Regions from separate parts of the Homo sapiens genome. Here region 2 is linked to region 1. Evidence: read pairs that join two places in POLR2A ChIA-PET (ENCODE). Cell type or tissue: OCI-LY7. All regions are shown on one strand. Links, peaks and the distances in the headings refer to the core of each region. The heading gives the core; the rest is flanking DNA.

Region 1 (2,928 bases), core at 141-2,640:
TTATATTAATATCATATTCTGAAGTTATTATCCCATACAAAATTCTCTTGCGAAAGACAAAGAATGAGCTATGTAATTACACAAAATATAGGCATCTTACAATTGCTTCCTGTGAAAGCTCTTTGAATGATTACTCTCCATGTGAATATTTTAGTAGTTGTAACTATCTAATTAGAAAGACTTAGGCAGAGTAAATTAAAAAGTGTATTACATTTATTGTAACTCTTGAATAAATCACACCAGTGGTTAAGCAAAGGAAAAGTCTTCAGAAGTGTAAATCAAAGTGAAGAAAAATATACTATTTTTGGTTTTGTAGTACTTTCTGAGCTCCTCAGACTGACAGATTGTCATCACCATATCTATGTCTCTAAGAAACATGGCTGGTTTTCTCATTGTCAAAGAGCAGAAAAGCGGTTTTCTGGTAACAACAGTCGCATTTCTGACATCCCTTCACACCAAATTTGACACAAATGGAACACAACATCCTATAATTTTCCAAAAAGTGGCCCCAGTGATATGACACCATCTTAAATTACTGTCGGCTCTATTCCCAGAGCTAATGGCTTACTGCTGAGAGAGGCAAAGCTGGAGATGAAATTCTCTCATGATGACTGCATGGGATCTTTCTCAGTATTGGGAGTTGTTAGTTTTCAACAATGCTCTGATTATCACTATATACAAAAAAAAATGCAAAAGCAAACAGAGACATTTTAGTACTAAAGAAGGTTTGTTTTTCTTAGAAAACTATAATCATCAAATAATATATGCTAATTATCAATTCATCCCTACATTTGTAGCTAAAACTCCATGGTAATGAGATTATTTGTACATTGAATTCTATTCTAACAGACCTTAACTTTCTCAAATATAAAACTAATTACAGAGCACACTGTCTCACATCATTCCATCTCCCAAATAACCTTGTAAGGTAAATGATTTTACTATTCTACAAAGAAGGAATTGAGACTTGCAAATAATACTCACATTTTTTTCAAACCACATAGGTAGTACATTTTAGTAGTGGAACTTGAAGCTGAGTCCACTTCAAGATCAATGCCTTTCCTAATATATATCATGGTTGTGTCCACCACGTGAAAGTGCAATTGGTGAGATGGTGGGAGGACCTACCTCTAAAGGTTTCAAGCAAACTCAGATATGGGACTTGGATTTTGGAAAACATATAATATATTGGTTTGTGAATAAATGTTTTTGAGAACATTGAAAATTATGTGTTGATTTCATTATGGAGGAACTCATCTGAACTACTTACCATCAAAAATAAAGACATACAATTTGATGCTTGATGCGCTTTAATTATTCATTGAAAAGAGCAGGAACTGAGACTGAAACATGTTCTAAAGTCGGATTTCAGGTGTGTGTGGTTGTCTCTCTTAGGACAACTCTGTTTCTGTTCCATCATTGATACTTACAGTCTAGAGTATGCAATTGTTATGTCTCAGAAAAAAAGTAAGAGGAAATACCTGCTGCTTGCAGCATCTTACAGTTTTTTTTTTTCAGTAAGTAATTCAAAGTTTATATAGAATGCCAAAAACCAACCACTTAGAAGTGATAAACAATCTAACCTGGCAAATCAAAAAGGGACATTAGCATTTGATTTACTATCTCAGTGGCTCTCTCACCACTCTATTGATTAGTGAGGTGACAAAAATAGGAATCAAGAAACTGAGACAGAGGAAGATAATTCTGTTTTAGCATGCTGTTAACCTCATATCAGAAGAAACAAGAGAGTGGCTTTGGTGTTTGAATGGCCATTAGCTATCTGCCATGTGACCAAGGAGGAAATACAAACTTTGTGACCTTGAGAGTCACAACCACTTCTTAATTTTGTCTCATTTATAATGTGGAACCAGATTAGAAGAAAGTCTTTTTTAAGTTAATAAAACATAAGCAATAGTGTCTGAGAGGAAATTGTCAGCTACTTAGCCATTTCCTTTTAGTGTTGCATTTTTTAAGAGTATCTTCCAACTATGGTATAAAACCTTACTTTCACAATAAAATGATATGGTTCTTTTGAAAATAATTTGCCAAGGGCTTTGGGTACTATAATCAGTACTAAATGAAACAAAAAATCCTATGATAATGATGTCCTGGGAGGCGGTCAATATTCTGACACTAAACAAATGCTCACATCTTTGCTTCACTGGAAACAAGAGCAAATGCCAGAAGGAAGTATGTTTTGAGGAAATAACAACTAGGAAATAACAACAGTAGGAAGCCAGGACTAGTATGTGTAGCAACTAGAGATGAGAAAGCTCAATTTGAGCTAAATTATCTGGCCATCCATGAGGCATATTATGACTCACTTTCTGAGTCCAACCTGTAAGTAATCATATGAGTCAGTTATTTCCATCATTGGGCTCCACCTCTGTGTGCAGGTGTAGCTCTGAGTAAACATAGGGAAAACTATAAGACTTATGACATACTTAATGATAGTGATGGCTTTTGGATTATTAAATGCATGTTTCAATAAGTTAGTGGCTATTTGGATATGGTCTCTGTACCTTTGAAATTGCAAATGGACAGCCATTACCATACTTGAACTTCAGGTCATTTTTAAAAGCAAGTGCTTCTTATGAACATTAAATCAAAGTGAACATAAATAAGCAATAACACCCTATCTTATTAATAATGGAATTAAGAACCATATTATAAACTGTGATTATAGCATACACTGAATAAATCCTTTTGATATGTGAAGGACTGCCTGACTAGTGTCATTTATCTGATAATGGGATATATTTTACTGATGCAATGTTTTAGTTAGATAATTATAGGTTTAGTCCTTCTTGTTATAATTTGTGAGAAAATAGTCCCATTAAAGTATCCCAAACACACTGGTAGGCAAAAGAACAAATCTACTATCAAATAAATGCTTTTAACTAGCTTAATAACAGGATGGGCCCATTG
Region 2 (2,928 bases), core at 281-2,780, 1.3 Mb before region 1:
CCTACCGCCCACCTCAGCCTCCCAAAGTGCTGGGATTACAGGCATGCGACTGCGCCTGGCTGAGTAAGGTGTTTTAAATAAAAAAACCATATAATTAAGAGCATGTAAGTGACAGTGAATGTAGCACTGTATTCAAACAAGTGACAACTTTTAAAAACTGGAATATATTGTTATAAACTAACCCTTGACGCTAAAAATAGGCCACGGGCTGGATCACAAATGAAGAAATACTTTGACATAAAACTTATTTTACACAATAGCCCCAACATCTCCTTTCCGATCTCCCCAATCACCCTAACACCACCAAAATAATATGTTACAACACACTTTACTAAATTGTCCCTCCCTAAAGAGCTTCATTTTTATGTACTAAGATAGTGCTGGGAAAAATCACTCTAGCACACTTTCATGAATAAGGATAAGAAGAATATAATATACAAATTATAATGTTCTTTTATCATATCAGCATTGAAAGAAGTTCCAACAGCAATATGAACACTTGAACAGAATAATCTGGTAGCTGCAAACTCCACTTCATCTCTTGCTTTCCTTTTCTTAAAAAGCTAACAAAAAACACATTGGGGATTGAGGGGTGCAGTGTCATAAAACTACAAATCACTGAATACTAGAAAGAATGATGAAAGTCAGTGCTAAAATCATCTCAAATTTTAAAAAGACTAGAATTCACAAAAAATTATTTAAAACATTCAAAAAAAGAAATACGTTTTTCACTCTATTTCATGTTGACCTGGGTAATCTAACAATTGTTTAGCTGTCAAATTTCACTGCAAGATAAAGTTTGATAGTTATGAAATGGTGTTCTTTAATATGTTTCATTTTAAGAAAAAAAAAAACTTCAAAAGAAAAATAGAATTTCCATTATGACCTTCATACTTTATTACTAGTTCTTCTCACACCAAATGAATTAATATATAACTTACAGACCCAAAGCAGTATAACAATTTTCCAATTACCAGGAAGTGTTTGGCTTTTTTGCAGATGCAGTGGCTAAATTACACTGTCTAACCTGTGACAATGACAAAATATTTCCATGTATGTCAGCTGTTGGCCAGACTATGCTTTTTTAAATGTTCTAGGATGATATATTTGTAAATTCAGTAGATCCATCTTTCTATCATTTATCCAAGACTGATGAAGCTTTTTGTTTTTGCACAGGTCTCTGTGTATCAAATAATGTCTTTAAAACAATTCTCACATTAATCCCACCCCCAAAAAAGCAATTTATTTTCAATGTACACATCACTCATACACACATACACACACACCTGTTGCCATGTGGTTTTTTGCAAAACCCACACTGCTTGCTGGGAGTCCACATATATTTGCTTTCAAATGAGGAGCTATGATCAGAGCCTTCTCTTCTTATGGTAGCTATGTTATCTGGAATGAACAATGGTGGCTCATCTAAAGAAAAACTTTTGCTGCTTCTTCTTTGGCGGGGTTGTAGGTTCTTCTCAGGTTTTTTCAGTTTCAGTTTATCCTCTTCCTTAAAATGCTCAACGCCTGGGTGTTCAAGCTCTTCCTTCACGTGACTATTGGTTTTCATTGCTGGGGCCTGTTGCTGAGGCTTATGACACTGTTTCTGGCTAGAATGTGATACATGTCCAGTTTGTGCAGGATGATGAGGTTCTTTCAAGCAACCAGGATGAGCGTGTGACTTATCACTCAAAGAATGAGTTAAGGGCTTGAAAATTTGTACTAAAGTTTGATCCTGTAATGTTTTTTTCAGTACAGAATGAGCTTGGTTTTTCACAGATTTAACCCCAGAATTGCAACTCTGAATCTTTGGCTCCTTATCAATTTGTTTTTTTCTGACTTTGACTGGCCTATGAAAATTTTGCTGAGATTCTGGTACATCAGTATTTCGTTTCACACTTTTGACATTAACTTTAGTTTTGCTATGTATTACTTCATACTTTGCTGCAACAATTTTCTTCGGAGCATCTGTGGTCATGTTTTGCTTAGAATGAATTACAGGTTTTGTATGTTTGGATTTTACACTTTTTGACTCTAAGTAAGAAACGCTACTTGACTGGCTGTTTCTGTCATCCTGAAGGTTTGCTGTTTCATGGGACTCTATTTTAGTACTTTCTATAGCATTCAACTGTTTTGAATTTTGGTCAGGCACATCACAAATAGCATTTTCCAAGATATTACTTTCCGGTCCAAAAGTACTAGTATCAACCACCTCTAAGTTTGATTTATTAAACTCAGTGCTCTCCAACTGCCTATTAGACTCCGCATCTTCACAATAACCCAACGGTTCAATTTTATTTCTTTCAAGGGTGTTCTCAGTTTTATCAGCAATACCCATGGTATCCTTCAATTCCAAATTACATTCAGTCACTTCATCTACACAACTAGGCAAACCTACAAGGCTGTTTTCTGTCTTATTTGGATTTGTACAAGCAGCATCACTAGAAATATCAGAAGATCCAGCGTCCTCAAGAATATGGTCATCTTCATGGGATAATTTTACTGTCTCCTTTGAATCTTGTTCAACTTTTCTTGTTGCTATCATTTCTTCAACAACAGTCTCACCCGTTTTACCTGAAATGGAATCATTTTGTTCATGTTCTTCTTTATCTGAAAACTTAAACAATGGACTACCAACAGGCTTGGCTTTACATTCCATCAAAGCTTCATTTTTCTTTTCTCCAATAGTAACACAAGTCTCTGAAAGAAGTGAACAATTTAATTCATGAGATGGCACATCTATTTCTCCCGGATTATTACACTTATGCTTAGAATCTAATCCATCTTCATCCTTCATTTCAAGACAAGATGACACTGAAGAATGACTTGAAGACACTGATACTTCAGGTACCACTTCAATTTGTCCGCTATTTCGGCTGCACCTTCTATTCTCCTTATGGTACTCAGGTTTCAGTGACATACATACTTCTT

The links. ChIA-PET counts read pairs that join two places held together with the same protein. Peaks named below come from ENCODE experiments on the same cell type or tissue, not always from the same donor. Only the 100,000 strongest peaks of a DNase experiment are listed, where the experiment ranks them.
Region 2: POLR2A ChIA-PET joins it to region 1 with 6 read pairs; 1 of 35 experiments calls an interaction of 5 or more read pairs at or near these places.

The regions. Positions count from the first base shown.
Region 1 is chr6:62,390,030-62,392,957 of GRCh38, reverse strand. No RefSeq gene overlaps it. Among named protein-coding and RNA genes, the nearest start is that of KHDRBS2, 110 kb to the right of the region's middle. In OCI-LY7, for the core only: no CTCF peak of the experiment used is centred there; a DNase peak (open chromatin) is centred at 1,387; H3K4me3 peaks cover 1,174 bases; H3K27ac peaks cover 2,499 bases.
Region 2 is chr6:63,684,270-63,687,197 of GRCh38, reverse strand. It overlaps PHF3 (PHD finger protein 3), which reads right to left. Exons shown (of 16, transcript NM_001370348.2): 4 at 1,287-2,928. Among named protein-coding and RNA genes, the nearest start is that of PHF3, 50 kb to the right of the region's middle. RefSeq lists an enhancer at 1,221-1,590. In OCI-LY7, for the core only: no CTCF peak of the experiment used is centred there; a DNase peak (open chromatin) is centred at 1,527; H3K4me3 peaks cover 1,897 bases; H3K27ac peaks cover 2,500 bases.